Regions from separate parts of the Mus musculus genome. Here region 2 is linked to region 1. A link is a contact called in ENCODE Hi-C or POLR2A ChIA-PET data. All regions are on one chromosome and are shown on one strand. The core of a region is the stretch at or near the end of the contact, and the rest is flanking DNA. Distances in the headings are between cores, read along the strand shown.

Region 1 (4,210 bases), core at 1,324-3,823:
AGTCAGCTGACTTTGGAGGTTATTTGGTGTTGCCTCGGAGGTGTTATGACTTGTCCAAGGTCTGAAGCTACCTGGAGAGAGGTGAGCAGGCCAGGTCTGTGAGTGTGGTGGTAGTGCAGCACTGAATGGCCTTGGTGTAGTCAGAAGGCTTGTAAACATCATGGCTATGCTGAGTCTCCGTATGGATTTGGAGTGTGTTGTTTCTTCCAAAGGGCCTTAGGAATGAGAGAGCTCATCCAGTGTGGTCCAGCTCTTCAGTCTGGTCCTGTGAAGTTTGTTTATCTGGCCCGGATTTTCTCCTATCCCAGGATCGTGGAGCTGCTTTTGAAGATGTACTGGTTGTGTCTGGTGTGTGACAGGAGGCACTCTCGTTTTATTCCCTGTAGATACTGGAGTGACCCAAGGGCGGCTATGTAACAATAGCACTGTGGCCACTGCTCCAGTGCTCGCTGTGGCAGGATCTCTTTCCTTTCCTGGCTGTTGATGGATTCCGCTGTCTGCTATCAATTTGCATGTGAGCTAGTGGCACTGCCTTCCGGTTTGTAGTCAGTAGGAGGGAGCCCACCACCTTGTGCTGAATGTCTTACTATTTGTGTTTCTGCACATATTCACGAGGCTGTGAAGCCCTTGCTGAAGAGGAAGCCAGGTGTGGAGCTACACCCTGTAGTCCCAATACTTTCTCTTTGGCATGCCCAGATTGTCAGTGTCACTCTTGTGCTTTGGGAACATTTGCAAGTAAGCTCACTCTGTCTCCCAGCAGAGCTGCAGTGTGACTGCCAAGTGATTCGTGGAGGGCAGCGTATACTGCCTGGATGCCGGATGCCAGAGGGATGGTTCTCATTTCTGAGTGGGACTGAGCAGTAGAGTGTGATCGTGTACTGTGCTTTCAGAATAGCACACAATTTAAATTCAATAAGTTGTTTACTTCAGGAATTTTCATGTGTTACTTTGGGACTGTTGTTTGCTGTGATAGCTAAAACTGTGAAAGCACAGTTGTAGATAGGAAGGCTAGAGGACTGGAGCGATAAGACCATGTGTTGAGCGAGCGTTTCCATACTTACTGTAGAATTGCTGCCACGGACATGAGCACGCAGAGCCCTTGAGCCTGCTTTACCTCCGTGTGTTCACATCCAGAGCAGAATTGCTGGATCATACAGTTCAGTTCTATTTAATTTTCTGAAGACATTTTGCACACTGATTTTCATTTTGCATCTCCAACAGCAGTGTGCAGTTCCTATTTCTTTGTGCTGTCACTCCCTGCCTCCCTTGCTCTCTCCCTCCCTCCCTCCCTCCCTTTTCCTTTGTAGTAGCCTATAGTGATTGTCAGCTGTTGCTTTTTACCACTGCTCTGTCTGTCAGAGCATCTGTCTCTGCTGTGCACCTGCGCTTTGGGGGTCTCTAACCCTTTGCTTCCTTGGGCTGCACTTGGAGCTTTCCTGTTTAATTTCTCTTGCTCTATGTACACTGAACTTTCAATGGAGCCCATTCTTTGGCTCTTAAGTTGGTTTGTTTATTATTTGGTTCTTTCAAAACAAAACAAAACAATATCTGGAAAAAGTCATTTTCCTTTTCCCAGGCAAATTAAGAAACTATAAAAAATTTGTCTTCACTGTGGCAGTTTCTCGGTATCCTTGGTTTTGGCCCTGACAGCGACGCACTGGGCAGGTGTTTGAGTTTCCCTCATATTTTCCTTGAGATTACTCACAGCTTGTGGGCTTTAAAGAGACTGTGACAGAGGTGAAGTGTGCATTATATTATACCAAGCTTACATCACCAGCATGACTTAGCATTGTTTAAGCTGACCTTGGTCACCTGGCTGAGGTAATAGTTTGTCAGGTTTCTGTACTGTAAAATTACCTCCCATTCCTACTGTGCTCTTTGGAAGGAAGCCAAACTAAGGAAACTTAAATCCTGTGGCTCAAAAGTAAGACCTTTGTTTGTTTTTGTTTTTTTGGTTTTTTTTTTTTTTTTTTTTTTGCTTTGTTTTAAAGAAAATGCTCATAAATAGAACTATTTTAAAAGTTGGGAGAAAAAAGGGCCCCGGGAAGTGGTACATGCCTTTAATTTTAGCAGTCGGGAGCTACAAGTTTGAGGCCAGCAGGGGCTACATGCTAAGGGCTACATAGACTCTGCGCCTCAAAAGAATTATACACTTTCAAGTATCTAATTCCTCCCAGTGCTGGCTTGGTGTTTGAATTAGTATATAGATTTACTTGTAAGCTGGATGAAAACCCAAATACGGAACCCTTTATCTGTATTACAACATTTTCCAAAGGGAGCGCTTCTTAGTGTATCACAGTCTTAGGGCAGCGGTGAGAAAGCTGGTCTCCAGTAATTACTGTCCGGCTGCCCTCTAGCATACAATAAAGGAACTGCGAGGAGGGCAACAGTACACACGCGGCTACTTTAATCTTTAAATGTTTAGGTAAGGAAGAGAGGTTTTGTGGTTTTTTCCAAAAATTGCACCAAGGTAAAGCAGAGCTCTAACCGATGCAGGTGTGTTGTCAGGCGTTAGCAGTACTGCCCTCACTACGCGTTCATTGGACAGTAGCGCAACCCCAAGAAAAGGATGGTTGCTTGCAACCACGCGCGCCCGGCAGCCAGAAAGCTCTAAGTCCGGGTTTGGTTGCGGTGACCACCGCAGGAGGCCTACCCCAACCTGCCCGGTGTACAGTATTTTCTTCGACTGCTGCTTCCCACGTCGAATACCCTTTCTGTTTTTCTGAAACTCCCAAGGGGCTTTCTGAAGCCTGCTTGTCTTTACCCAGAAGGCCGCGCGTCACAAGTCTGAAAATTTGCATACACGCCTTTCTGGGCGGGGCCGGAGGGAGGCTTAGAGTTAGCAATTTGGGGGGAGGGTGCGACCTGGTAAATTTGCATACGCAACTCAAGGAGAGGGCGGGGCCGCAGTAGGCTCCTCTAGGTCGTGCTGCTTCAGTGGAGTTCCGCTTCGGCGAGTTTTTCTTCCAAACGGTAGCGGGTTTTTCCGTGCCGAGTACCCTTTCCTGACCAGCCAGCTCAGTCTTCCCAGTCGCTGGGCGCCCGCGGGGACCAGCTATGTCAGCGCCATCCCACTGCACCGCTGACGCTGTGCTTCTTTGCGTTGCAGGTGGTTCTCTTGGGCATGGACATCCTGTCGGCACTGGTGACTAGGCTGCAGGACCGGTTCAAGGCGCAAATCGGCACAGGTGAGCCTTAGCTAGCATAGCAGGCTCTCATCCTTCCGTCCCACCCTGGACTCACCCCACATCGTGGCCTCACCGCCCCTAAACTGGTACCTTCCCCTCTAAACCCGAATTATTATAATATTGCCAATTGAGGATTTTTATGCCAGTTTAGACATCAGCTTGATGCCAGCCAGTACGCATTGTCCTCTCAACCTCCTCGGAGACTCAGTTTTCTTTGAAAAGTCCTACAAAAAAGGAGCCAGTTGGATTTTTCCACCGTTTAGATGTCTCTAAATCAGTGTGTTTCATGGTGGCGATGTAAACACTAAGCAATTCTGTTTATACAACTGTTTCAGTAGCAAATTTCTCTATTCTCTTTTCTTGATTCCCTTTTGTGTGCGCAGTGGGTGAATAGAATCTATGTCCTCTGTATGCCAGCAAGCAATAACCACTGAGCCACAGTGTCAGCTGGAATTCTCCACTAGTGTTCATTACCAGTGTCTGTCTGTCCTTTTCTTTTTCTGTAGCTTTGCAGTCAGTGCGCTCACTGAGAAGGATGGTGGGATCCTGAAACTTACTGTTAGGAATCTGATGTTTGAACCATTTTCCATTTCCCCCCTACATTAGCTCAGGACTCATGGATTCTCACCAGAGGCCTAACGGGGTTGGAATAGACATGGGTGGGCTGGCCCATGCTTCAGTGTGTGGGTGTGCTGTGTGTCTTTTGTATGCTATAAGTAAAATGTACCCAATGCCACTGAAGCATGCTGGTCTGTTGCTTAATGTTTCCATTGCATATGTCATTTCAAGCATGGCATTCCCTACAGTGTATTTCAACCACACCTCCACTCTTACAGTTGCCTCTATTTCCCTCTCACTCCTGCTTGATACCTTCTTTCTCCACTTAGCTCCTTCTACATTCCTGTCTTTCCCCTCCCATGACCTACCGAGTCTCACTAGGGTTGCATGCAGAAGCGTAGCTGAGGGATGTTTATAAGGTGAGTCCTTATGCATACCCCCTGATGAGAATGGCTCACTCTCCC
Region 2 (4,277 bases), core at 754-3,253, 1.0 Mb after region 1:
CACACACACACACACACACACACACACACACACACACACACACCATAAGTAACCTGGTGGGGGCTGGGGAGACGGCTCAGCAATTAGGAGCATCTGCTACTCCTCCAGAGGCCTGCTTGGTTCCCAGGGCCCATGCAGGGCAGCTCACAACAGTTTGTAACTCCAGCTCCAGGGAATCCCAGCCACGCCCTCTTCTGGCTTCCAAGGGTTCCTGTCCCACACATATGCACACATAAAAATAAATCTAAAAAATACAAACATATATACAGATATTTGCATAGTCACATGTAAATAAAATTACAAGAATGCATACACATACACATATATACTCATACACTCATGCACACACACACACACATCACAGCTTCAGCAGGGGGGCATTTCATGGAATCCTAGAACCATGCCCACTCCCACACCTTAAACACTGCCTACTGGATTGGAAGCTGACAGTGGGGGTGGGCAGCCAACTCTTTCAGAGCTCAGAGAAGACAAAGGGCCTCCTCTAGACCACGGCACTAAGAAAATTCCAGAACCAGGCTGGGGATTTGGCTCTGCTGGTAGAGTTCTTGGGCATATAGGAAGCCCAGAGTTCCAGCCCCACCACTGCATGGACCAGGCATGGTAGAATACAGTTATCACAACACTCAAGGGGTAGAGGCAGGAACGTCACATGTTCAAGGTCACTCTAGCTATCTATCAAGTTCCAGGCCAGCCTGCGCTACAAAAGATCATGTCTCATACACACAAAGTTCCAAAACCAGGATCAACCTTGGCTCACACCTCCTTCTCAATATTCAGCACCTCCCTTTATGGCTCTCACAATTTCACCACCTCAATCCAGGCTTAAGCGGCGCCACTTTGACATGTTCTGAGACTTAACATGTAAGATTCTTGCTCTGATTAAAACTATCTTCACTTGGCACATCCAAAGCACACTCCCTGCCCCTCTGAGGATAAGCCTTGATCATTCAATAAACCCAAACTTAAGAAAGGTGGTTAGGAAATGAAAGCAGAGCCAGAGCGAGAGGATCTCTGTTCTTCAGGGATTGAAGGCAAGTGAGGGTAAGAACTATCAGTCCATTCCAGACCCTCTTCCAGAACACCCTGGTAACACCAATCCCTAGATTCCAGGATTCACTTGGAAATGAACTCTAGGAAAAAGGACCCTGCTGTGGGTGCCGCGCCCTCTGGGGACACTCAAGTCTGGGCCACAAGCAAGTCTGAGCCACGAGCTGACTTGGCTCAGAGAACCGGGTCAGGAAAACCCTTCAAGCCACGGTGCTTCTAAAAACCACCTTTGATGCTAGTCACACTCTGAAAGGCAACTGGAAGACAGAATCAAAAAGTAATTCACAACCAACAAATCCCTACAAACTTCTTGAACCCAGCTCCCAGGTCACCCAAAGTACAAGTTCCTACCTTTAAGAAAGAAGTTTGGGCAACATTTTATGGATCTGAAAGGGACGGAGGAAGTGGACCAACTCAGGAGGGAGGCCCGAAAAGGCAGGAAGTGGCCATTTGTGGAAAAAGGGAAGGACAGGCAGCAAGGGAAGAGAAACTGGGGCGCCTCCCCCATGTCCTCAGCACCCCCAGATCCGGCTGGGAGTCTCTCCGGCTTTCCCAAAAGACACCTTTCAAGCCAAGCGGGGCGCAGTCCGGGGCGTTGTCCTTCATGAGACGTGTCCCTCCCTCCCAACGTGGAACTAGGAGGCCTGCAATCGCGCGGAGAGCGTACTCACTTCCCTATCCTAGGGCGCACCCCTCGTCTGCGGTCCCCTGCGGGGCACAGCATCCTTACCTGGGGGAGCCGTCCCACCGCCGCTCTGGCTATGCGCACAACCAGAATCGCCGCTCTCACGAGCGCCCCGCCCCGTCCTGGGGCCGGACCCCAGCTGTCCCCAGTCGATTTGTCATTGAGGAGTGGTGAGCTCGCGCGTCCCCACCCCCCGGAGCGCGTTCCCGCTGTCCGCCCGGCAACCCTGTCCTCTCCAGAGGCAGCCCTCCCTTCCGTTCTCCGAGGCCACGCCTATTGACCAATCCGAAGAGGTACTTCCAAACCTTCACCAATGAGAAAACACATTGAGTGTGTGGGCGTGGCACCCACGGAACGGCCCCACCCATTCCCCCTTCCTTTCGGCTCCCCAGCCGGACTCGCGCACGTGACCGCTGCTGCAGTGGCAGAGCTTGGGAACTGGTCTGGGGACGCCGGGGCGTGGGCGGGTGCACTCCTGGGGAAGCCGGAGCCAGGCCAGAGTTGTGAAAAAGCCAAGAAAGACTGAGCTGATAGAAGCCAATGAGGAGGACTGTGTGGCCAAGTGTGGCCTGCGCCCTAGTGTGGAAGGTGATAAGCAGCTTTGAAGACCCTTGGTCAGGGACTGGAAACTCCAGGTGGCATCGCCTCTAGCTTCGCCCATGACACCCTACTAGTAAAGGAATTACAGCTATTAATTTGACCTAGGTCACAGGCCAGGTCAGGAACCCTAACCCTAGCTATAGCCAGCGGCAAGAACTACAAGCTGCAGGCTGCCCTTCATCACCCTCCTACGCTCAGGAGCTTATTTTCTTACGCGTTTTCGACTAGGGTTGATTTTCCCAGCTGAACATTAGCCACTTCTCACTGCCACAGTTGTGTGATACCCCACCCACCCGTACGAACTGGTGCTTTTCACTGTATGGTAATTAATAATTCAACGTTTGTTTCTGATCTTTAAGGAGGGAAACAGTGATAACCGTAGCCCGCACTGTGTAATTATTCTTGCTGATAATTCTAAACTAGGATACTTGTATATTATATCAGAGGCTTTTGTGCTTTGTTTAAATGGTTCCATACCAGCAACTAACAGACCTAGTCCTCCCACTGACAGCATAAGGAGAAGCCAAGTCTCCCTGGGCTAGCAGGTGGCTGGAGGGGTAAAGACACCCGCAGAGACAAGCCCCACAGCCTCAACAGACTTGGACCCCTGTAGACCCCTGGGAACCACATAATGGGAAGAGAAAACTGGCTCCCTCAAGTTGTCCTCTGATGTGCACTCCCTCTTCTCTCTCTCTCTCTCTCTCTCTCTCTCAACCTTCCTCCCTCTGCACACGCAAATTTAAAAGAAAGAAAAACTGCCAGGGCTCTTAAAAAAAAAGATTTATTTTATGTGCATGGGGGTTTCTTTCTCTTTTTGGGGGGTGGTGGTGGGAGGGGAGGGGTGGTCTTATTTTATTGTTTTTTGTTTTTTGTGTGAGACAGGGTTTCTCTGTGTGACTGCCCTGGCTGTCCTGGAATTCACTTTGTAGACCAGGCTGGCCTCAGACTCATAAAGATCTGCCTGTCTCTGCCTCCTAGTACTGGCATTGAAGGCATGCAACACCATGCCTGGCTATGTGCATGGTGTTTTACCTGCACTGAATCTATGTACACCACATGGGTGCTGAGTGCCTGCAAGAGAGGGTACGGATCCCCTGGAACTGGCATTACGGGTTCTGAACCATCGTATGGGTGTTGGGAACTGAACTTGGGTCCTCTACAGAAGCAACAAGTGCTCTTAGCTGCTGAGTCATCTCTCCAGACTGTACAGGAGGCACTTTCAAACAGCTCTCTGCAGAGTTCATAACCTGGGAGAATCACACTGAAGTCTGACAGAGTCAGGAAGTATGGGCTGAAGGAGAATTCCTCCACGTAACCAGCAGTCATGTAATTAGAGAGCACTCAGCCTCCATGCACCTCTGATCCCAGCTAGCCAGTAGGAGCAATACCTCTAGCTGTAGGTACACAGGGCTAAATGAGGTTACACACAGAGTTAATGAGAAAAGCACAAATGCAGACTACCACGGTGAGGGGCAGCAGATGCCATCGTGAAGGCTGCAGCATGTCCCGACTTCCTCCTCAGGCAAGCCTCGATGATCAGATGCAAGCTTAGACAATAATCTGTCCACGCGTGAAATGACGCTTCAGGAGACAGAGTCAAGAATTGGTTTACCAGACAGGCCAGAATTTCCCTGGTCTTGCCCCCTCCCACCTCCATGTAGCCCCGAGGCTGTGGCCCACCTTTCCTGGAGTGTGTTACAGCTGTTCCTGTCCCTTCCACACAGGATGCACTGGGCTGTCTGAAAAGGCTGATGCGTGCTCTACTCCTGGAATTCATGAGTTACACTGGGACCCCATCCTAAGAGTCTTGTTCAAGGTCTAGACATTCCAAGTCCCACCAGAGAGCGACAGGCACAGAAACAGCACTCTGTGTAGTGACTCTCGCACAGGACATGTGCCCTGCTGTGGAAAGGGTGCTGAGATG

Evidence for each region. A loop is a pair of places that touch in the nucleus more often than their neighbours do. ChIA-PET counts read pairs that join two places held with the same protein, here RNA polymerase II (POLR2A).
Region 2: a map of T-helper 2 cell shows a loop between it and region 1 (4-fold over the local background). The contact joins the promoter of Ralb here to the promoter of 2900060B14Rik in region 1. A Hi-C loop is called at or near these places in 1 of 37 maps with a recorded cell type or tissue (T-helper 2 cell). POLR2A ChIA-PET finds 5 or more read pairs at or near these places in 1 of 5 experiments (embryonic stem cell).

Annotation. Positions count from the first base shown.
Region 1 is chr1:118,456,692-118,460,901 of GRCm38, forward strand. 2900060B14Rik (RIKEN cDNA 2900060B14 gene) reads right to left here and starts at 2,574. Exons shown (of 1, transcript NR_027901.1): 1 at 1,978-2,574. It overlaps Clasp1 (CLIP associating protein 1), which reads left to right. Exons shown (of 43, transcript NM_001359328.1): 3 at 3,110-3,188.
Region 2 is chr1:119,502,779-119,507,055 of GRCm38, forward strand. Ralb (v-ral simian leukemia viral oncogene B) reads right to left here and starts at 2,004. Exons shown (of 5, transcript NM_022327.5): 1 at 1,799-2,004.